Linked DNA regions of Homo sapiens: region 1 is linked to region 2. Evidence: read pairs that join two places in POLR2A ChIA-PET (ENCODE). Cell type or tissue: OCI-LY7. All regions are shown on one strand. Each heading gives the region's core, and the rest is flanking DNA. Links, peaks and the distances in the headings are about the cores only.

Evidence for each region. ChIA-PET counts read pairs that join two places held together with the same protein. Peaks named below come from ENCODE experiments on the same cell type or tissue, not always from the same donor. Only the 100,000 strongest peaks of a DNase experiment are listed, where the experiment ranks them.
Region 1: POLR2A ChIA-PET joins it to region 2 with 11 read pairs; 2 of 35 experiments call an interaction of 5 or more read pairs at or near these places.

The regions. Positions count from the first base shown.
Region 1 is chr1:203,931,610-203,943,929 of GRCh38, forward strand. No RefSeq gene overlaps it. Among named protein-coding and RNA genes, the nearest start is that of SNRPE, 76 kb to the left of the region's middle. RefSeq lists enhancers at 5,722-6,223, 6,224-6,723. In OCI-LY7, for the core only: no CTCF peak of the experiment used is centred there; DNase peaks (open chromatin) are centred at 3,902 and 6,582; H3K4me3 peaks cover 2,831 bases; H3K27ac peaks cover 5,085 bases.
Region 2 is chr1:203,810,991-203,823,310 of GRCh38, forward strand. It overlaps ZBED6 (zinc finger BED-type containing 6), which reads left to right. Exons shown (of 17, transcript NM_001395895.1): 2 at 5,936-6,134; 3 at 7,580-7,699. ZC3H11A (zinc finger CCCH-type containing 11A) reads left to right here. Exons shown (of 18, transcript NM_001376342.1): 3 at 5,936-6,134; 4 at 7,580-7,699. The coding sequence starts at 6,081. Among named protein-coding and RNA genes, the nearest start is that of ZC3H11A, 22 kb to the left of the region's middle. In OCI-LY7, for the core only: a CTCF peak has its summit at 7,704; a DNase peak (open chromatin) is centred at 7,651; H3K4me3 peaks cover 1,090 bases; H3K27ac peaks cover 4,127 bases.

The DNA of each region.
Region 1 (12,320 bases), core at 1,681-9,680, 120 kb after region 2:
GCCTGGGACAACAAGAGTGAAACTCCATCTCAAAAAACACATTCACACACACAAAAACAATCTGTTGTATTCTTCAAAATCACAAAAACAGTAGATTTTAAGCCTTCTCACTATAAAAAAAGAAACGTGAGGTTAAGCATATGATATTTAGCTTGATTTAGCCATTCCACAGTGTACACATATTTCAAAACATTATGTTGTACGTAATAAATACATAAAATTTTTGGCAATAAAAAATGTTTGATCTAATTTTTTTTAAAGGAGTCTATTTCAGTAATTCAGGTGAGAGATAATGGTGGTTTAGGCCAGGGAGTACTAGCAGAGGAAATGGGCCACTTCCGGAATTTCCTATTGGATTAGATATAAGGTTACAGAGGAAACTCAAAGATGTCTCCCAAGTTTGTGCCTGAAGCAATCAAAAGGAGTTGGATAGTTCGCAGGATTACCTGGAGACTCAAGCTCCACAAATGGACATAAAGGGGAGGGAAAGAGTGAGACACAGCCACTGCCAAGGTCACACCATAGAACCAGTCTGACAAAGCCTTTCTTGCTGCAGGCACCAGACACCGGATGCCACCCCTGGCATGAAAACTGGATGTTACTGTTGTTGGAATAAAGTGTTTCCTGGCTTCTTTCTTTGCATTACTATTTCCTCAGTCAACACCTTGGGTGGACATGTCCACTTGACCAAGCCAAGGTCACATGCCTTCTCCCTTGCTGCAAGAGGTGCTGGGGCAGTAAGTATCAGATCCTTCTACTTCTATAGTGGGACATTGCCCCTGATTTTTACGAAAGCTCAAATGATAGGGGATTCTCCAAATTTAAGGAGTGGGTTCAGATGAAGGGCAGCCACAGAAGCGAGGAATATGCACCACACTATGTTAGAGCAGTCACCATGGAATTGTGTTAGACTGCAGATGGAGGAAGTTACTGCTACTCTTTTAAGAGCTAGAGATCTTGAAGGAATTTTTAAAAAACAATCTGAGAGAGTTTCATTCATAACTGTGAAAGCATGTCGAACTCTTCAACAGGAAGATGAACGGTTGCATTATCACTCAATAGCACTGAGTATCAGTAAAAAACTTCCTTTTGCTTTGCCCACTTCTCTTACCACAGCCCTGCTAGGCTGGGATTCTTATAAAAGGGAGGCTTGCTTTCAAGGCACCCAGGGCCCTATCTCTGTACTACTTATCCTTCCTAATCATTGCAGAGGAAGCGAGGCTAACAACCTTTGATGATTGCTGGAGGAACCAAATGTACTTGAAATCAAAGGGCTGTACCAAAGTCAGGCATTACTGAGCAGTGGTTGACAAAGTTTTTTGGGGCTGAGTGCAGTGGCTCATGCCTGTAATCCCAGCACTTTGGGAGGCCAAGGTGGGAGAATCACTTGAACCCAGGAGTTTGAGACCAACTTGGGCAACATGATGAAACCCCATCTCTACAAAAAATTGAAAAATTAGCCAGGCGCGGTGGCGAGCACCGTAGTCCCAGCTACTTTAGGAGGCTGGGGTGGGAGGATTGCTTGAGCCTGGGAGGTGAAGGCTGCAGTGAGCTGAGATCACGCCACTACATTCCAGCCTGGGTGACAGAGTAAGACCCTGTCTCAAAAAAAAAAAAAAAAAAATGGATTTGAAACCTATTTGGGTCCTACATCTGTACTGCCTGGGAAATTTCTGCTGTCACAGAATATATGGAGGCCAGAGATTCATTGTTCCTTGCGTCAAGAATGTTATAACTTGTGAGGCTATGGATTATATTGAGCAACAACAAGAAAAAAGAATGCTAACAGCCTTAATGATAGAACCAAGCTGGCAGCCTTTTCAGTCCCCATCCCTTCCTTCCTTCCCTCCCTCCCTCCCTCTCTCTTTCTTTCTTTCTTTCTTCTTTCTTTCGAGACGGAGTCTTGCTCTGTCACCAGGCTAGAGTGCAGTGGCATGATCTTGGCTCACTGCAGCCTCTGACTCCCAGGTTCAAGCAATTCTCCTGCCTCACCCTCCCGAGTAGCTGAGATTACAGGCATATGCCACCACGCCCAGCTAATATTTGTGTGTGTGTGTGTGTGTGTGTGTGTGTATTTATTTATTTATTTATGTATTTTGTAGAGATGGGGTTTTACCATGTTGGCCAGGATGGTCTCGATCCCCTGACCTCGTGATCCACCTGCCTCGTCCTCCCAAAGTGCTGGGATTACAGGTGTGAACCAGCAAGCCTGGCCATCCCCGTCACTTTAAACATCATCTGAGCTCTGGATTTGTTACACTGGTGTAAATTGATTGCCACCGAAGTTCAGGTTCTAATTTATGCACCCATTGTTGAAGAGAGAGCCTCCCGGGTCAGCCCAGGGATGCTTGTTCTTTCTACACCTGGCTAACCCAGGTGTTGCTTTTCATTTTCCCCTACTTGGTCCCACAGCCTCCCCCTCAGGGACTTTTCTTCACAGCCTAGGGGGAAAGCTGATTGGTTAGAAAATTTCCCCTTGCCACCAGCCTTGGTCTCTCCTGGCATAGGAGCCATTCCATGGTTTGTGGTCGAGTTGACTAGAAGACAGCTCTGGGTGGCCACCTTTGTTTAGGATGCATGAACTTAAAGCCCATGAATCACCTCTACAGGCTTTTCCTGACTTAGCTTCTGTGGGTGGGGTTGGGAAATTTCCCCAGGCTTTCATAGTACTTCCTGCCTCTGGAAAAGAATCTCCCAGGTTTGGCCGCAACTAGAAGGATGAAACTAACAGGGCATCTGAGCCCTAGTGGGAGAACTGGAGCAAAGTAAGAGTTCATGGTAGGTAAGCAGGAGGACTTGGGCATTGCCTGTTCGCCCTGAGGAAACCAGGAGAGGAGGGAAGTGTTATGGGTATGTGAGGGTAGTGGGTGGGGTTACAGAATGCAGTATCTATGTTTTGGCATTGAATGTAAAAAACATTTTTAAACTAAGAAATAATAATAAATATAAATATATGTGAAATGACTTCTAATTTATGAATCCTTTGTTTGGGACTGTAGTTCTGAGCATATGAAAAGGGGAAAAGAGATAAAAAGTAGATCTTTTACCTTATTGGATTTTTTTTCCCCTCAAGTAGAGATGTGGTCTTGCTACGTTGCCTAAGCTGGTCTTGAACTCCTGGCCTCAAAGAGATCCTCTGGCCCTGACCTCCTAGAATGCTGGGATTACAGCCATGAGCCACTGTGTCTGGCTGCCTTATTGCATTTTAAAAATATATCCCCAAAAAACATTTTGGCAGGGAATGGGTGGCTTTCAGTTTCCAAACTTCTTGGTGACTCATGGAATCCCCTTTCTTTTCCTTAGATACAGGAAGGGAATTTCTAGAGGGGGAGGGAGCTGGAAAGCTGTGAATATTTTTTAACTACACCTTTGTTTTCTCAGCTATGTAATGTGTTTATTATCGTAAAAATTATGTATTGCTAGGTTCTACGATATAAGCTCAGAGCCAGTGCCTGTCTTCTATGATATTAAAATTTAAGATAGGTGTACTTATGAAGACCCAATCTGCAATGACAGAAAACCAAAACAACAATAGGTGAAGTAGGAGTAGGGTGTTTTCATTGAAAAACATAAGTACATTTTAGAGTTCAGAATGAAGGAAAACTTGGGGAAAAAAAGTTGAATTTCATTGTCCAGGTGAAGTGTTCAGCTAGGAGGTTTCCTAAAGGAAAGAGTATTATAGGATCTATTAGAATAAAATTAATTCTTTACATTCTATTGTATAGCTTGTTGGGAAGGGAAGAGATCCTTTTGATGGGGGAAAGTCAAGAGCTTTTATGGCCCCAGAGAGGTGAGAGAAGATGGTTAATTAAACAGTTTTCTTTCACTTCTGCAAATCATAGCATCACCAGATGTTTGGGGTGCAGGTGGGCTAGCTAGCAAGATGCTGACTACCGGAGGTGATTGCTGCTGTGTGCCTCATACCTGAGACTTTGCGCACTTGAAGTTTAATTGTCACATTACCAATCTGCAGCTGAGGGGGCCCTTGCAGATCTGAGAAATGAGATGTCATCAATGCTGGTTTCTGCAGAACACTGAGCCTGGCAGTCAGGCAGGAGGGGAAGTCATGCAGAGGGGGCTGCTGCAGGAAATATGCCCACCTGGGCAAGTGGCATCTTGTGTCCCCATACCCATCAGAACCTACATCTTTCTGTAGAACAGGAAGCACAAGATTGATACCAGCTACTCAAACTGCAAACCATGCCATAGCTAAAAGTGTGACCTCAATTATCCTGGATCAAGAAAATAACAGGTGGCCAACCCTAAAGTCTGTCCATAACAAGGGGAAAAGTCCTTGGGACCTGACTCAGGTCTGGGGCTGTAGGAATCTTTTCTGGACACTCCCCTTTGACTTGAATGCTTTTCCACTCATTGAACAGTTTATTTATGAACCCTATAATAAGAACGAATAAGAAACATTTACCAAATACCAGCAACATATTGCAATATTATGCTAGAACTTACGGGTGATACAAACAAATTATGAAACCTGTACTTTTCTAAGTTATACTTTCCAAAATGCTTTCATATTCTTGCAAGATTTTATCCTTATAACCTCTGCTTATCCTTTCCAGGAAGTCTTCGTCCACTAACCTTACCTTGTTATTTATATATCAGTTTTTTCTTTTTTTGTAGAGATGGGGTTTCGCCATGTTGCTCCTAATGACTAATGAAGCCAATCATCTTCTCTTGTGCTTACTTGCTGTCTGTTTATCTTTTCTGGTGAAATGTCTCTTTAAGTTTTTTGCCCATTTTCTTGATTGGGTTGGTGTTATTTTATTATTGAGTTTTGAGAGTTGTTTATATATTTGGGATACAACTTCTTTGTCAGATATGTGGGTTTTTTTAGATTAAACAAAAACCTCAACCTGGCTTAAATGATAAAAATTTACTGGCTTACATTATAGTGAGACCTGGGCAGACTCCGAGATTGGTGTAGTTCAGTTTTTCTTTTTTTTGAGACGGGGTCTCACTCTGTCACCCATGTTGGAGTGCAGTGGCACGATCTCGGCCCACTGCAACCTATGCCTCCTGGATTCAAGTAATTCTCCTGCCTCAGCCTCCTGAATAGCTGGGACTACAGGTGTGTGCCATCACGCCCAGCTAATCTTTTGTATTTTTAGTAAAGACAGGGTTTCACCATGTTAGCCACGATGGTCTTGATCTCCTGACCTCATGATCCGCCTGCCTCAGCCTCCCAAAGTGCTGGGATTGCAGGCGTGAGCCACCGTGCCCGGCCAGAGTTGTTTTTTACTGTTTTTCCATATCTTTACTCTGCATCTGCTGTCCGAGCTTTATGTGGGGGACAGCTTTTCCCATGGTGAAAAAATTGCTGGCCTCACATCCCTAAACCACTTTGTCCAGAAAGAGAGATAGCTGGCAATCAATAGAGCTTAAGAATGAGAGGGCCGCTGGGCAAGATGTCTCACGCCTGTAATTCCAGCACTTTGGAAGGCTGAGGTGGGCGGATCACCTCAGGTTGGAAGTTCGAGACCACCTTGGCCAACATGGTGAAACCCCATCTCTACTAAAAATACAAAAATTAGCCAGGCATGGGGGTGCACACCTGTAATCCCAGCTACTCAGGAGGCTGAGACATGAGAATTGCTTGAAGCCAGGAGGTGGAGGTTGCAGTGAACCAAGATGGCACCACTGCACTCCAGCCTGGATGACAGAGCCAGACTCTGTCTCAAAAAAAAAAAAAAAAAAAAAAAAAGAATGAGAGGACGTGTACAATGGCTCATGCCTGTAATCCCAGCATTTTGGGAAGCCAAGATGGGCAAATTGCTTAAGCTCAGGAGTTCAAAAACCAGCCTGGGTTACATGGCAAAACCCTGTCTTTACAAAAAATACCCCAAAATTAGCTGGGCATGGTGGCGTGAACCTGTAGTCCCAGCTACTCAAGAGACTGAGGTGGGAGGATTGCTTCAGCCCCCAGAGGTTGAGGCTGTGGTGAGCCAAGACCATGCCACTGCACTCCAACCTGGACAACAGAGTGAGACCCCGTCTCAAGAAAAAAGGAAGGGAAGGGGAGGGGAGGGGAGGGGGAGGAAGGAAGGAAGGAGGGAGGGAGGGAAGGAGGGAAGGAAGGAAGGAGAGAGAGAGAGAAAGAAAAGGAAAGAAAGAGAAAAAGAGAGAGGAAAGAAAGAAAGAAAAAGGAAGAAAGAAAGAGAAAGAAAGAAAGAGAAGGAAAGAAAAAGGAAAGGAAGGAAGGAAGAGAGAGAAAAAGGAAGAAGTGAAGGAAGGGAGAGAAAAAAGAAAGGAAAGGAAGAAAGGAAGGAAGAGAGAGAAAGAAGAAAGAAAGAAAAGAAAAAGAAAGGAAGAAAGGAAGGAAGGAAGAGAGAGAAAGAAAGAAAGTGAGAGAAAGAGAGAAAGAAAGAATATTTTACAACAACCCTAGCCTCCCTAACATCTCACTGGTGTGAATTGGGTCAGATGACCATAGTGAAGCAATGTCCATGGTTAGAGGAATGTCACCTGCTGACTGCGTTAAGCCATGGGGAAGGGATAATTATACTTTAAGGCGGCCAAACATTTTTTTTTATTACCTTTCCGTTTGAGGTTGTTTTCTGCCCACAGCAGAAGCCAGATGTTCACTGTCTCAGTCTGTGTTGAGACAGACTCTCATGCATAGCTATGGCACGTGCATGAAAGCAAGCTCACCAATCAGATGCTTCCCGTGAGATTTTGATTAGGAAGAGAGCAGGATGAGGAAGCTGGATCAATGTTTCTTACCAGGATGGCAGCAGAGGTCCAATCATTTATTTGTTAAGCAGATTGGACCCTGTTGAAGCCATCCCACATAAAATTCAGTCAGCATGGCCCTTGACACACATCACTACAAAACTAGGATCTCTATAGTTTCTTCTACTTCTACCCCACTTATTTCAAACTCGGAGATGTGTGAGGGTTGGAATGACCTTATTTCTGAAAGCTGTGTCTGGTAAAAGGTCTGATAGACCTTATTTCTGAGAGCGGTGTCTAGAAGACCTAGGTCAGTTAGAGGAAGCCCATGGGTGCAAGGGGCTTCCGTAGCTCTCCCTTTTAAGTATTTTGCATAGAATTTACAGTTTCACATAGGAAAGTTCTACGTCAAATGGTATAGTGGGAGAACACTGGGGAAAAGGGAGATGTTACTTTATTAATTTTAAATAAACCAATGTGATTGGAGGATACAGAATTGAGGTAAGAGTATGGTTAAACAAGAGGGATAGACAGGGGACAGAACATGTTAGGGTTTTTTAATTTGTTTTAGAGACAGGGTCTTGCTTTGCTGCCCAGGCTGGAGGGCGGTGGTGCTATCATAGCTCACTGTCACCTGGAATTCCTGGGCTCAAGCAATCCTCCCACTTCAGCCTCCCAAGTAGCTAGGACTACAGGTGTGCATCACCACCCTGGATCATTTTTAAATTTATTTATTTATTTTTTGAGACGGAGTCTTGCTCTGTCACCCAGGCTGGAGTGCAGTGGTGTGATCTCGGCTCACTGCAACCTCTGCCTCCCGGGTTCAAGTGATTCTCCTGCTTCAGCCTCCTGAGTAGCTAGGACTACAGGCGTGTGCCACTATGCCAGGCTAATATTTTGTATTTTTAGTAGGAATGGGGCTTCACCATGTTGGCCAAGCTGGTCTCAAACTCCTGACCTCAAGCAATCCACCTGCCTCAGACTCCCAAATTGCTGGGCTTATAGGCGTGAGTCACCGCGCCCGGCCATTTAAAAATATTTTATAAAAAGGGAGTCTTGGCATCTTACCCAGGTTAGTCTCGAACTCCTGGGCTCAAGTGATCTTCTCACCTCGGCCTCCCAAAGTGTTAGGATTACAAGTGTGAGCCACCACACCTGGCCTCATGTTAGATTTTATAAGTCATAGACCTCATCCAAGTTTATGAGTTGGGCACTTGGATGTGAGTACTGGGTTTACTGCAATGGGGAGCCCTAGAGGCAGAGGATTTGAGGAAAGATGATACTAACTTTGAAGTGCCTTTGAGATATCCTATCAGTGAGGCAGTTGGATATATGGATCTAGGAGCTCAGGAGATATAGAGTCATAGGCAAATTGTTAACATGGAAGGGCATAGGGTGGGAGTTTCCTGGGGCCTTACCCTGGCTCGGTTCATACATGCTGTATGACAGTGCACTGCAAATTTTTCTTTGTAATGGGCAGACCTCTTGGCTACAAGAGACAGAAACTGTTTAACCAGCTTGGGTCAAGGAAGAATTGATGAACCAAATCATAGGAAGGGCAGAAATGCAGCTGGCCCCAAGGAACAATTGGAAAGACAGACTTTCTATAGCCCTTGTCTTTTCTTCTCTTTTCCTCATGTACCATTAAAGCTTCCTGGCTTCCTCCATATGGAAATAAGGAGACACAATTATAGACAGACACAATTGCCGGCTGATTGTGCAGGTAATCAGAGAGAGGCTGACTCTCTTCGCGGTCCCAGTTTGAAAATTGTGGGCAAGGAATTATTGGCCTGGCCTGGGTCAGGCCTCCCCTTGAAATAATTACCTGTGGTGGTGGTATTAGAGTGGTGGTCATGTTTGCACACGGCAGAGTAGAAATTAAGCATTCTGTGTCATGATATTGGCCTGGCTGCTGTGATGGAGATCCAAAATAACAATGGGTTGGCTGGGCACGGTGGCTCATGCCTGTAATCTCGGCACTTGGGAGGCTGAGGTGGGAGGATCACTTGAGGCCAGGAGTTCAAGACCAGCCTGTGTAAACATAGAAAGACCCTGTCTCTACAAAAAATTAAAAACTTAGCTGGGCATTGTGGCATGTGCCTGTAGTCCCAGCTACTCTGGAGGCTGAGGTAGGAGGATCACTTGAGCTGGGAGGGTCAAGACTATAGTGAACCGTGATTGCACCACTGCACTCCAGCCTGGGCAACAGAGTGAGACCCTATCTCAAACAAACAAACAAAAAACGAACATAGCAAATCGAAATAAAAACCACAGTAGGTTAAAAAAGACAGGGGTTCATTTTTCTCATGTAAATGCCTAGACATAAATACAATACTGAAAATATATTTAACAGGACTGCTATGGGTCAAACCAGGAGTGGATCCAGATTTTCTGGGGCTGAATACAATTTTTGGAGCCCTCTTTAAGGAAAATAGTATGAAGTTTCCAGTACAAAATTGATACAAAAGTAAATACTTGCTAAAGATGAGAAAAGAAATCACAACAAATTACTGGAGATTTGAAGTTTCAGGTCCCTTTCTTCTGAGATCTCTTTAGCCAATTTACCAGACACACTTCCTAAACACAATCTGTTCCCCTCCATCTAGAACACTCCGCAACTTCCAGTGATTGGAGGCTCTGAAGCTTCATTAGCTTCATGGTACACCTGCCTTTGCGCTGTGTAAAAATGACACATAAAGAGAGAACAGATACACAAGTGGCTATTAGCCCCTTTCACTTTCTCATTACGCATAACCCCAAAGGGTATTCTTAGGATTTGTAGGTAAGGGTTTGAGAAGGAATATGTCGGCTTAAATATGGAGAGAAACTTTTAAATGCAGTCAATAGATATGATGGACTGCATTAAAATATGTTGAATTCCTTGTCCCTGGAGGGGACTGGACTGATAACGATGGGTGGAGCTGTCTTAATGAAGACTTGAGCAACAGATTGGGTAGGGCTTATTTAGATAGATGAATTCTGAGGTAATAGAGTGAAATGTAAAGAACCTGGACTTCTAAGTAGAAAAGATCTGGGTTTTTGTCCCCACTCCACATCTAGCTGGAAGGATGACATTGGGCAAGAGGTTTTATCTCTCTGAACTTGGACTTCCTCATCTGGAAAATGGGGATAATAAGACAATTTAGGTTTCTGTACAGATTAAATGTGGATGAATTTTAAACACCCAGGTACATAATAATACAAGTGATTTCCCTCTCTCCAGATCCTTTGCAGTATCAAGATTCTATGATTTTATGTGGGATCTGAGATGCGTCTTGAAATCTAAATAGGACTTAGGTGAGCACATAGGGAGATAGGCATTCTAGACAGAGGACTTTGATTTTAAGGTGATATATTTCTAGATTTTGTCTGTTTCACATCCCTTCTCTTTTTTCAATGACAGTCAAGTAATTTGGAGACAATTTATAAATCACAAAACAATCCCCTTATCACCCAACTTCTCATTGTGTGGCTATATAATCCATATCTTGAATGGCAGAAGTAAGTCTTCAAGTAATTCCTTTTAAAAGGGCAGTAGGTATTCTATTTACTGAGCTCTTGCATATCTGAGAATGCTTTTCTGTTGTCTTCACCCAGGCATATTCGTTTGGTCAGATATAAAATACTTTTTTGTAAATCCATTTTATGTCTGGCTTAACAGAAGACAGATGAATTCTCATATATTTCTGCATTCAATCTGTTATAATATGTTGTCTTGGTTGAAATATATGAAGAAAATCTGGCTTCACACGGATATATACTTGGGAAAGGGAGAAATATTTTAATATTCTTTTCAGATAATTCTGGATATTCTCCTTTGATACTATATCAAAATTCAGGAAGTGGCAGTCTCCTAAAGTTTAGTTGCAGTGTGGACTCTAAAACCGTATCAGTGAATCTTTCATATTCTGTTCAGTTAGAATCCATCAGTCTATCTTTCACATTGAATGGATCTTTTACCCTAATTTTGTAATATCATGCGTTTGGTTATTTGGAAAATAATAGTTGACTGAGTTATACATGTCTTCCAAATGTCAACACATTTCATTAAACAATATTTAAAAAGTCACATTCATTTGCATTCCCACTAATCTCATCAGAAAAGTCTTTAAGCAACAGAGAACTGAGCTCAAAGATGGCAGATATGACTTTCCCAATATTTTAATTTTCACTTGAAATCTGACATTTTTGCATTGGCAACAAACACCAGCAATTGTTTCCTTTGAAGTAACAGGTTCACTTTGTTCATTTTCAAGTAAAAATGATGATACATGAAAACAGCAGCTAGGTCAGCTTGCAACTCAATTGCACATATGCTTTTCCTTGAGACGATCTGCATGCTCCACTAGGTACCAGAAGGGCTTTATGTATACTTCCTATTTGTCACACAGAATATTAAAAAGATGTGTACTTGAGATTCAGGACAGGGCCGGGCGTGGTGGCTCACGCCTGTAATCCCAGCACTTTGGGAGGCCGAGGCGGGCGGATCACAAGGTCAGGAGATTGAGACCATCCTGGCTAACAGGTGAAACCCCGTCTCTACTAAAAACACAAAAACGTTAGCCGGGTGTGGTTGCGGGTGCCTGTAGTCCCAGCTACTTGGCAGGCTGAGGCAGGAGAATGGCGTGAACCCGGGAGGCGGAGCTTGCAGTGAGCCGAGATTGCACCACTGCACTCCAGCCTGGGCGACAGAGCAAGACTCTGTCTCAAAAAAAAAAAAAAAAAAAAAGATTCAGGACAACAAAAATTAGAATTTCTTATTATTTTATCAAGGACACTCTTTTTTCTTCCTGCAAGTGTGTGGTGGTGAAGAATATAATAATTGCTAGTACAGTTGGCACCATGGCATTGATTTGTGCTAAACTGCAGTTTTATCCAGCATTGTTTTTGTATCAACAGTGCAAATATCTACGCGGTGAAAAAGGCCAATAACATCTTAGTATTATTACAAAAATAACTTTGACCTTGCAGACTCTCTGAAAAGTTTTCAAAGACCTTGAAGGGTTCATGGACTACCCTTTGACGACATCTGTTTTAGGACATGTCTTTTGCTGATTTATGGCTAAGTCATATAAATTTTCCCTAAAAGTTCTGTATCTATTGTTCCCTTGGTTTCTTATATTTAGTATTACAAAAAAGATTAAAATCAAACATAATTTGTTTTCTTTATAGCTCACCTGTTTAGGTACTTAGGTCATTTTTCTTTATTTTTGTAATTAACAATCTTTGCCAGAGTATGTCTATATGGGTCTATTTGACTTTTCTTCAATATGATGATCACTTTTGGTTTTAATGCTTTTACCCAGCTCTAAAAACTTTCGATTTTGACTTTTTTTTTTTTTTTTTTTTTGAGACAGGATCTCGCTCTGTCGCCCAGGCTGGAGTTTAGTGGCATGATCTCAGCTGACTGCAACCTCCGCCTCTCGGGTTCAAGCGATTCTCCCACCTCAACCTCCCGATTAGCTGGGATTACAGGTGCATGCCACCATGCCTGGCTAATTTTTGTATTTTAAGTAGAGACAGGGTTTCATCATGTTGGCCAGGCTGGTCTCGAATTCCTGGTCTCAAGTGATCCACCCATCTTAGCCTCCCAAAATGCTGGGATTACAGGTGTGAGCCACTATGCCCGGCTTCAA
Region 2 (12,320 bases), core at 2,842-10,841:
ATTAGCAGGGTATGGTGGTAGGCGCCTGTAATCCCAGTTACTTGGGAGGCTGAGGCAAGAGAATCGCTTGAAACCAGAAGGTGGAGGTTGCAATGAGCCGAGATTGCGCCACTGCACTCCAGCAGCCTGGGTAGAAGAGTGAAACTCTGTCACAAAAAAAAAAAAAAAAAAGCCAAGTGTGGTGGTGGGCACCTGTAATTCCAGCTACTTGGGAGGCTGAGGCAGGCGACTCACTTGAACCCAGGAGGTGGAGGTTGCAGTCAGCTGAGGTCGTGCCATTGCACTTCAGCCTGGGCAACAAGAGCAAAACTCGAAACTCCGTCTCCAGATAAATAAATAAATAAAATTAGTTGCCAAAAAATTGTAAATTCTGCTGTGTCTTTGCATTTCATAGCTACCATTTCATTGTTTCAATTACTTTGTTGCTGGTCTTTCTAAAACCGGTAACAGTTTCAAATATGTTCTTTGGAATATTGATTTTGTGAGTGAGATTGACCTCTAAGCCTTTTATTCCCCTTAAAAACTTTTTTTTTCTGGAGGCAGAATCTTGCTCTGTTGCCTAGTCTGGAGTGCAGTGGCAAGATTGTGGCTCACTGCAACCTCTGCCCCCTGGATTCAAGCGATTCTTGTACATTAGCCTCCCGAGTAGCTGAGACTACAGTTGTGGGCTACCACGCCTGGCTAATTTTTTGTATTTTCAGTAGAGATGGGATTTTGCCATGTTGGCCAGGCTGGTCTTGAACTCTTGACCTCAAATGACTTTTTTTATTATTAAACTTTTTCCTTTGTTGCATATATGTCTGAAAAGTATTCAGATAGCTTTGTCTTTTTCTTTTTTTTTTTTTTTAGACAGGTCTCACTGTCACCCAGGCTGGAGTGCAGTAGTGTGATCTTGGTTCACTGCAACCTCCACCTCCTGTGTTCAAGTGATTCTCACACCTCAGCCTCCTGAGTAGCTGGGACTATAGATGTGTGCCACCATGCTTGGCTAATTTTTATATTTTTTGATAGAGACGAGGTTTCACCATGTTGGCCAGGCTGGTCTTGAACTACTGACCTCAAGTGATCCACCCACCTCGGCCTCCCAAAGTGCTGGGATTACATGTATGAGTCACCACACTGGGCCTTAACTTTCATTTTAAATTCAGGGGTACATGTGCAGGATGTGCAGGTTTGTTACACAGGTAAATGTGTGTCGTGGGGGTTTGTTGTACAGATTATTTCATCACCCAGGTATTAAGCCTAGTATCTATTAGTTGTTTTTCCTGATCCTCTCCCTCCTCCCACCTTCTACCTTCTGATAGGCTCCAGTGTTTGTTGTTCCCCTCTATGTGTCCAAGTGTTCTCAGCATTTAGCTCCCACTTATAAGTGAGAACATGCTGTATTTGGTTTCCTGTTTCTGCATTAGTTTGCTAAGGATAATAGCCTCTGGCTCCATTCATGTCCCTGCAAAGGACATGATTTTGTTCCTTTTTATTGGATGCATACTATTCCATGTTTTGTGTTTTTTTCAGACTTCTGTCTTGTTGCTTCCCATCCTCACCAGCATTTAGTGCTTTCAGTATTTTGGATTTTAGCCATTCTAAATTTTTTTTTTTTTTTTTTTTTGAGACGGAGTCTCACTCTGTTGCCCAGGCTGGAGTATAGTGGCATGATCTCGGCTCACTGCAGCCTCTGCCTCCTAGGTTCAAACGATTCTCCTGTTTTTGCCTCCTGAGTAGCTGGGATTACAGGTGTGTGCTACCACGGCCAGCTAATTTTTGTATTTTTAGTAGAGATGGGGTCTCACCATGTTTGCCAAGCTCGTCTTGAACTCCTGACCTCAGATGACCCACCTGCCTCGGCCTCCCAAAGTGCTGGGATTACAAGTGTGAGCCACTGTGCCCAAATGGATTTTAGCCATTAGAAAAGGAATTTGCAATCCCTAATGATGCATGATGTTGGGCAAGATTTCAAATGCTTATTTTCCATCTGTATACCTTCTTTGGTGAGGTACCTGTTCAGATCTTTTGCCTTTTTGAATTGGGGAGTTGTTTTCTTATTTTTGAGTTTCAAGAGTTATATATTTTGTATATCAGACCTTATCAGTTATGTTTTGCAAATATTTTCTCCCAGCCTGTGGCTTTTTCATTCTTTCTTAAGCTTCTTAACAGAGCTTTCACAGAGCAGACCTTTTTAATTTTAATGAACTCCAATTTAATGTTTTTTTGTTTTTTGTTTTTTGTTTTTTTTTGGATGGAGTTTTGCTCTTGTTGCCTAGGCTGGAGTGCAGTGGTGTGATCTCAGCTCACTGCAACCTCCGCCTCCCAGGTTCAAGCAATTCTCTTGCCTCAGCCTCCTCAGTAGCTGGGATCACAGGCATTCACCACCATGCCTGGCTAAATTTTAATGGTTTTTATTGAAAACCAATTTATTGGTTTTCTTTTGTATTTAAGTTGTTATCCATGTTATTTTTTGTGAAAAGTATAAAGTCTGTGTCTAAAATTATTTTTTTATATGTGGATATCCATTTGTTCCAGTAACATATGTTGAAAAGACTATCCTTTTCCCCTTTGTCAAAGGTCATTTGACTATGCTTGTTATCTGTATTAGTTCCTAGGACTTCCATAACAAAGTATCACAAACTGGGTAGCTACAGAAGTTTGTTGTCTCACAATTCTGAAGGTGAGATGTCTAAAATGTTTTCAGCAGGGCCATTCTCCCTCTGAAGCCTGTAGAGGAATGATCCTTACCCATTCTGGCTTCTGGTGTTTGTTGGCAATCCTTGGCATTCCTTGGTTTGTAGATGCATCACTCCAGCCACATGGTCATCTTCTCCTTGTGTGTCTTCTCATCACATTCCCTCTGTACATGTCTGTCTCTTTCATTTTAAGCTGGCAACATTTTTTGCTAAGATGGTTGCCTGAATCTAGTCACACACCTAATCTCCAACAAACTGTTGCCCACCCATACCCTTTTCTCTACAGAGCATACATTCTTGTTTTTTTTTTTTGCAATATGGATAGAGTGAGAATTTTCTAAATTTTCAAGTTCAGATTCTTTATTCCTTTTTGCTTCATAGTTCTTGCCTCAATATGTCTCTCTCCTTGCATTTCACTGTAAGCAGCAGGAAAAGCCCAGGCTGTTCCTTCCACACTTTGCTTAGAAATCTCCTCAGCTAAAACCCAAGTTCATTGCTTCCAGGTTCTGCCTTCTGCCCAACACAACCCAATTCTAAGTTCTCTGCCACTTTTTAACAGGAATAACCTTTCCGGCCAGGCGCTGGCTCACACCTGTAATCCCAGCACTTTGGGAGGCTGAGGTGGGAGGATCATCTGAGGTCAGAAGTTCAAGACCAGCCTGGCCAACATGGCGAAACCCTGTCTCTACTAAAAATACAAAAATTAGCCATATGTGGTGGTGCAAGCCTGTAATTCCAGCTACTTGGGAGACTGAGGCGGGAGAATTGCTTGAACCTGGGAGGCAGAGGTTGCAGTGAGCCAAGATGGCACCATTGCATTCCAGCCTGGGTGACAGAGCAAGACTCCATCTCAAAGAAAAAAAAAAGAATAACCTTTCCTCCAGTTTCCAATAACACGATCCTAATTTCTGACTGAAACCTCACCATAAGTACCTTAAGTACCTTTAACGTTCATATGCTTTAGCAGCAGTTTCTTCTAGGCCTTTTCTATCAAGTACCTCAAAAGTCTTCCAGCCTCCACCTATGACCCAATAACAAAGCTGCTTACATATTTTTAGATTTTTTTGTTTTTGGTTTTTTACAGCAGCATTCACTTTCTGGTATGAAACTCTAATGGCTGTATATTGTCACATTACATGAATATACCGTAATTTTTTTAAATCATTTGTTTATTTTTGAGATAGAGTCTCACTCTGTTGTCCAGGATGGAGTGCAGTGCATGATCTCGGCTCACTGCAACCTCCACCTCCCGGGTTCAAGAAGTTTCCCTACCTTAGGCTCCTGAGTAGCTGGGACTACAGGTGTGTGCCACCACACCTGGGTAATTTTTGTATTTTTAGTAGAGATGGGGTTTCGCCATGTTGTCCAGGCTGTTCTCAAACTCCTGACCTCAAGTGATCCACCAGCTTCCACCTCCCAAAGTGCTGGGATTACAGGCATGAGCCACCGTGCCTGGCCATATATCATAATTTTTAAAAATAGTCTCCAGTTTTTGAACAGTTAGGTTTCTAGATGTTATTTCATTATTTTCTTCCTTTTCTTTTCTTTTTTTTTTTTTTTTGAGACAGTGTCTCGCTCTGTTGCCCAAGCTGGAGTGCAGTGGCGCAATGTCAGCTCACTGCAACCTCTGCCTCCTGGGTTCAAGTGATTCTTGTGCCTCAGCTCCCCCGTGTAGCTGGGATCACAGGAGTGTGCCACCACACCCAGCTTTTTTTTTTTTTTTTTTTTTAAGAGATGGGGTTTTGCCATGTTGTCCAGGCTGGTCTCGAACTCCTGGACTCAAGCGATCTGCCCACCTTGGCCTCCCAGAGTGCTGGGATTATAGGTATGAGCCACTGCACCCGGCCTATTTCATTATTAAAACAAGATTGTGATAACATTTATTGTGCATTGTTACCTTTAATACTTTTACATATTATAATACATTCTAGAAATGGAATTGTCGAAGGGTATGTAAACTTTAAACATTTGGGTACATGTTTAGTACCCATGTTCAGTGTCAGACTCTTAATCCAGGTTGTTAACATCAAGGTGACTTTTCATCATGGCATACCATTCTTGCATTAGGAATTATTAGTGGGAGATATGACTGAATTTGATTTAATTGATTTCAAGTTGTAGATCACTATTTCTGAAACCTGATCTTCTGGTATGTACGTTTGTGGAAACCCTTTCCATATTCTCGTATGTGCTTTTGTTATATGCTTTTGTAGAAGCTTGCTTGGACGTTTTAGTGTGGAGATCAGGGTATGCCATGGACTAGGGGAGAAAATATTTGTTGTTTTGTGGAATCACTATTATGGAAAGCCCCAAAGACTACTTTTGCGTCTTGTTTGTAATTGGTGTACACCTCTAGTCGTCTTCATTAACGTAAGCTAGATCGATAGACCTTTTCAGAAGTAATTGTTTTCATCAGTTATTCTAGCTAAACAGGGTTTTCTCACCTAGTTATGATTATATACTTTTGGAATAAAAATGCTTGTGAAAATATTTGAAGTTTTTCATTTAGATGAAACATTCTACTTTATCATATTTTGTTAGCAAGTATTTTGTGTTAGTAACCTAAGTCCCATTAATAATCTAAAATGTATGTAGTCTTTTGAGACTTTCAAATTAGTAGGCAAAAATACATATATACATACATATATACATATATGTATAATGTAGATCAGGCTGGGCGGGATGGCTCACACCTATAATCCCAGCATTTTGGGAGGCCAAGTGAGGAGGATTGCTTGAGGCAGGAGTTCAAGACCAGACTGAACAACATAGCAAGATCCTGTCTTTACAAAAATTTTTTTTAAAAAATTAGCTGGGTATAGTGGTATGTGCCTGTAGTCCTGGATACTTGGGGGAGGCTGAGGTGGGAGAATCCCTTGAGCCCAGGAGTTCAGTGTTGCTGTGAGCTGTGATCACATCATTGCACTCCAGCCTGGGCAACAGAGTGAGACACTGTCTCTAAAAAGAGTTAAAAATAAAATGTAGATCTTTAGTTAACAATGCTTATTTACAATGCTGTAACTGTGTAACAAGCATCACAGAGAATATAAAAGAAGGGCATGGCCTTTCTAGTCAAAATTTTACATTGTAGATGGGAATGTACAGTATTCGCAATCAGTGTGTTTACAAGGCTCTGTATAAGCAAGGTCGTATTAATAAAATTTGACTCTAGCAATACGATCTCATTAGCCATGGTGATTTGAAGGAGGAAGAATTTACCTGAAATATTTTAATTCATTGTCTCCTCATTTTAGGATTACAGTTTAAAGACAATTTCTGTGATCAAGTTGTCATTTGGAAGATTAAACCCATTTCACGAGGACTTGGAGCCTGGTCCTTGCTTTGAGGAAGCAGTGGCTTGTTTCAAGAAGCCACTTCTGATCTAAGAATCTACCCAGCATGCCTAATCAAGGAGAAGACTGCTATTTTTTTTTCTATTCCACATGTACCAAAGTAAGAATTGACATCTTTAAATCAGTTCTTTCTACAATTTGCTTAATAGAATTGGATAAGATTTTCCCAACATTTTAAGTTGTTTTTATTATATATATATTTTTTGCCCAACTTTATTATTGGCTGTCAGTTTTTTAAAGGATAATGTATTTAGGGTAATTCAGTGTTTTTTTCTTTTCATTTTATATATAACTAATTTTCCCATCTTGTACAAAAGTGAAAAGGCACGTGGCATGTAGTCATCATTCAGTGTTCAAAATTAATCTGTTCAGGGTGCCTTTGGAAATGGGGCCACTTTGACCTATGCCTTACTAACTTTGATTTTATATACTTCATATTAAATGAGTGAGTGAATAGTTAGTGAATTGTGTTGTACTTCCAGAAACTGTCATGGGTTGAATTTGACTTCTTTCTTCTCCCAGATTTCCTGCTGAGTACTAAGAATATAGAGTCATCATACTAAATATGCTTTTGCAGTTTTTTGGCTTAATCTTTGTCAAAACTTCTGTTTTTCTCCTTGATTCTTTTGCAGCTCTATTTACATATACCTATTGCTTTCTGTGATTTTATGACTAATTCTATAAACGTATATGTTAAAAAAATTTGTTCTTCAGTCATCTTGATTTTTTTTTTATTTTTATTTTTTGAGACGGAGTCTAGTTCTGTCACCCAGGCTGGAGTGCAGTGGTATGGTCTTGGCTTACTGTAACCTCCGCCTCCCAGGTTCAAGCCATTCTCCTGCCTCAGCCTCCCAAGTAGCTGGGATTTCTGGCGCCTGCCACCACACCCAGCTAACTGTATTTTTAGTACAGACAGGGTTTCACGTGTTGGCCAGGCTTGTCTTGAACTCCTGACCTTGTGATCTGCCCGCCTCGGCCTCCCAAAGTGCTGGGATTACAGGCGTGAGCCCCCACGCCCGGTGATATTATGTTTTAAATGATGAGTTTTGAGCAAAGCTGTGATAATTTTATCTTACCTATAGCAGTTTGCACAACAGTAGCGTTTTATTTCAGATATTACCGTTGCATAAAGTATGCAGTGGAGCACAGTTATATTGTATATATGTTAATTATATTTAAATTCTATTTACTTTCTGATTTTCCATCAAAAGCTAGAGTTACACAAGGCGAGATGTCAGTTTTGAAGATGAACTGTAAAATACATTTTTAAAGAGGACCTAACACTCCTACTTGTCTTTTTCAACTCTTTTTTTCAGCTTGTGTCACTCATGCCAGATCAAACGAAGGGTACTGTCAAGAAATAGGTTATAGGAAATAATTTGTTGCTCTCGGTTTGTTCCTGTCATTCCATGTCCATTGTTTTTTACCTTACCAGTCCTTTCTTACTCATTTGTGCTTGTCTAAATTCCAGGAGCTCTTGTTATGGATATTTTACCTAGGATGTATTTCAATGCTACAAATAGAGTGTTCTCTATTTGTTTACAGGGTGACAGCTGCCCATTCCGTCACTGTGAAGCTGCAATAGGAAATGAAACTGTTTGCACATTATGGCAAGAAGGGCGCTGTTTTCGACAGGTGTGCAGGTTTCGGCACATGGAGATTGATGTAAGTTTTTTATTTCCGTTATCATAATAAGTAGTCTGGAGACCTGGTGGGCCAATAAAAAATATAGGGACAAAAGTGACTTTTAAAAAATATATTAAGGCTGAGTGCAGTGGCTCATGCCTGTAGTTCCAGCACTTTGGGAGGCTGAGGCGGGTAGATCATGAGGTCAGGAGATTGAGACCATCCTAGCCAACGTGGTGAAACCCCATCTCTACTAAAAATACAAAAAATTAGCTCAGTGTGGTGGCATGTGCCTGTAATTCCAGCTACTCGGGAGGCTGAGGCAGGAAAATCGCTCGAACCAGGGAGTTGGAGGTTGCAGTGAGCTGAGATCGCACCACTGCACTCCAGCCTGGTGACAGAGCAACACTCCGTCTCAAAAAAAAAAATATATATATATACACACACACACACACACACACACACACACGTGTATATATACATATGTATATGTGTGTATATACACACACGTGTATATATGTGTGTGTATATATATACACAACTTTCCTCTATGCAATTTTTTTTTCTTTCTTTTTATTTTTTTTTTTTTGAAACGGAGTCTCACTCTGTCGCCCACGCTGGAGTGCAGTGGCGCAATCTCTGCTTACTGCAACCTCCACCTCCCAGGTTCAAGCGATTCTCCTGCCTCAGCCTCCTGAGTAGCTGGGATTACAGGCACCTGCCACCATGGCCTGCTAATTTTTGTATTTTTAGTAGAGACGGGGTTTTACCACGCAGGCCAGGCTGGGCTCGAACTCCTGACTTCAGGTGATTTACCCACTTTGGCCTCTGAAAGTGCTGGGATTACATGCGTGAGCCACCGTGCCCAGCTGACTCCAATTTTTTTTTTTTTTTTTTTTTTGAGACAGAGTTTTGCTCTTGTTGCCCAGGCTGGAGTGTAATAGCATGGGCTCAGCTTAGTGCAACCTCCACCTCCCTAGTTCAAGCGGTTCTCCTGCCTCAGCCTCCCGAGTAGCTAGAATTACAGGCATGCACTACCATGCCTGGCTAATTCTGTATTTTTAGTAGAGATGGGGTTTTGCCATGCTGGTCAGGCTGGTCTCGAACTCCTGATCTCTGGTGATCCACTTGCCTCGGCCTCCCAAAGTGCTGGGATTACAGGCATGAGCCACCGCGCCCAGCCGACTCCAGCAATTTTTTTAAAAAGATTAACATTGATATATTACCATCGTTTAATCCTTTGATCTCACTCAAATTTTGCCAGTTTTATTTTAATATCTTTTATTTTAGAAAGAGCAAGTCCAGGCTGGGCTCAGTGGCTCACGCCTGTAATCCCAGCACTTTACTAGGCTGAGGCGGGTGAATCATGAGATCAGGAGTTCGAGACCAGCCTGACCAACATGGTGAAAGCCCATCTCTACTAAAAATATAAAAATTAGTTGGGTGTGGTGGCACGCGTCTGTAATCCCAGCTATTCAGGAGGCTGAAGCAGGAGAATCGCTTGAACCTGGGAGGCGGAGGTTGCACTGAGCTGAGATTGCGCCACTCCATTCTGGCCTGGGTGACAGGGCGAGACTCCATCTCAAGAAAAAAAAAAAAAAAGCCCAAATTCAAGTGTTGCACATAGTTGTCACGACTAGTTTTGTCTCCTTCTGTTGAGAGCAGTTGCTCAGTCCTGCCTTGCGTTTCATTGCCCTTAACACTTATGGTAGCTATAGGGAAATTGTTTTTAAGAATGTTCTTCAATTTGGGTTTGTTTGTATTCCCCCTCATTACTAAATTAAGATTATATAGCTTTAGCAGGAATATCACAAATTATGTGTGTGTGTGTGTATATTTTGAGTTGAGACAGAGTCTCGCGCTGTTACCCAGGCTGGAGTGCAGTGGTGGGATCTCAGCTCACTGCGACCTCTGCCTCCTGAGTTCATGTGATTCTTGTGCCTCAACCTCTCGAGTAGCTGGGACAACGGGCATGCCTCACCACACCCGTCTAATTTTTTGTGTTTTTTAGTAGACACGAGGTTTCGCGATGTTGGCCAGGCTGGTCTCGAATTGTTGGCCTCAAGTTATTCACCTGCCTCAGCCTCCCAGAGTGCTGAGATTACAGGTGTGAGCCACGCCCGGCGAATGGTATTTTTGTTGCATATCATCCCGTGGCACACAGTTTTAATTTTCTCATTACTGGTGATGTTAACTTTGATCACTCAATTAAGATGGTATCTGCCAGATTGCTTCATTATAAAGGCTTTCTTTTTGTAATTAATAAATATTTTGTGGAGAGGTACTTTTAGACCCTTTACCCCGTTTCTCATCAGACTTCAACTTTTTCCCCGTTATTGATGTGAATTAATGCAAACTTGTGGTGATACGTTTGGCTCTGTATCCTCACCTGAATCTCACCTCTATCGTAATCCCCATGTGTTAAGGGAGGGACCTGATGGGAGGTGATTGGATCATGGGGGCGGTTTCCCCCACGCTATTCTCATGATAGTGAGTGCGTTCTCGTGAGATCTGATGGTTTAAAAGTGTGGGACTCCCTTTGCTCGCGCTCTCTTGCTGCCATGTAAGACTTGTTTGTGTCTTGCGTCCTGTTCACCTCCTGCCATAATTATAAGTTTCCTGAAGCCTCCCCAGCCATGCAGAACTGTGAGTTAGTTAAACCTTTTTTTTTTAAATAAATTTCCCAGTCTCAGATAGTTCTTTATAGCAATGTGAAAATGGACTAATACATGTGGTTTTCTATTTTAATCAGTGTGTCGTACTCTGTTACTATCATTACTTTTATGCTCCGATTGACCCAGATTTGGCAAGTAGGAGCCTTTCAAACTGATTTTTGTGTTCTTTTGATGTTTCCATCATTCTTTGAGCATCTCTGCTTTTTGGCCTGACAAGATTTTCCAGGCTCATCCTGTACTTTTCCTACTTCAGCCCTGTATTCGGCCATTTATCCAAGGTGCCCTGGTTTCTTTTAGTGAATAATGGTATATAGAAGTTAAGATTTGGGCTGCTCCTAGAGTGTCATCACTTTCAGGTCCTCTCAGTGGACAGAGCTGAGGAATATATAAATGTATACACTTAACAGACATTTACATCATTATGGTTTTTGGTTTTGTTTTTTTTTTTTTGAGACGGAGTCTTGCTCTATCACCCAGGCTGGAGTGCAGTGGCGCGATCTCCGCTCACTGCAAGCTCCGCCTCATTGGTTCACACCATTCTCCTGTTTCAGTCTCCCGAGTAGCTGGGATTACAGGTGCCCGCCACCACGCCCGGCTAATTTTTTGTACTTTTAGTAGAGATGGGGTTTCACCGTGTTAGCCAGGATGGTCTCGATCTGCTGACCTCGTGATCCGCCCGCCTTGGCCTCCCAAAGTCCTGGGATTACAGGTGTGAGCCACCGTGCCTGGCCCTATGTATTTAATAATAGATACATAGTATTACAAATTATGAGTTCATATAGATGCTTCCAGTTCATCAATGCCACAGGACTTAGTCTAGACTTCTCCTTTTCCATACCTGTAACTCTTCTCCAGAAGTGAGAAACTTGGTTTTCATTGTTCATAATACTTTTATTTATTTGATCAGTCTACTAGTATAAAAACCAATATTGTGTCACAGCTTTTTCCTTCCTCTCAGGCTCTGACATGACACACACAGCTTCTCCACAAGGACACCTTTCTCACCATGTTTCAACTCTAGTACTCTGTGCTAAGCCTCCCTGCTTGCTTTACCATAGGGACCTCTTTCTCACCCTGCTTGGACCCCAACATCCTACTTTTGACCCCCAACACGATCCCTATAATGGATACTGTTTTCACACCTTTGGGCTGTGATACTTTGTGCTGAGCGGCCCTCACATGTGAGATGCTGTCCTGACCCTGCGCACATACTCCAACTCTGTACCAGGTTCCCTTGGGAATACCCTGCCTTCCTAACCCCACTTGGTCTTTGATGCCATTCTAGACTGACCCTACATGAGTATATATTCTTCATCCTACATTGTGATCTCTTCTGCACAGAGACATTGCTAACCCTGCTCAGGCTCAACACTTGTCAGGGTACCCTTTCATGCACATGTCCTCTTAACCCTCCAACCCTCCGTGGGTTCCAACACCCTATGCCAGTTCCACATGGTCATGTGGATACCTTCCTATTCTCAGTCAGACTCCAATACCCTGCTCTGGGCCACCATGTCCTTCCCTTCTCCCATCTGAATGCCTGTCTCCCTCAACCCCATCTAATGACTTTGGACTGAATTGTTAGAGTGAGACTAAATATGCAGTTCATGTGCCTGGGGTCAGCTACTCCAGTCTGGTTTTGTATTTCTTGTCTCTTAACTACATTCTAAGCTACCTATCTTGCAAATAGCAGCAGATATCAAATAAATTGATAAAGGAGTACTCTGCAACTTTTATATTTTATGTTATAACATGAAAAGTCAATGTTGTAACATTTTTAGTGGAGTGTATATTGGCACAGCTCCTATGGAGGGTATGGCAGTGTCTCCAGGAGCATCTCTTCATTTAGAGATTCTCTAGGATGTATTCAGAGTTGAGATTTATTGCAGCAATAGAGTAAAGACACTGTCAGATCATAAGAGAAAAAGACACTGGAGGAATCTGGAAGAATCCGTGTGCCTGTTTTTTTATGCCCACTCCCTTTA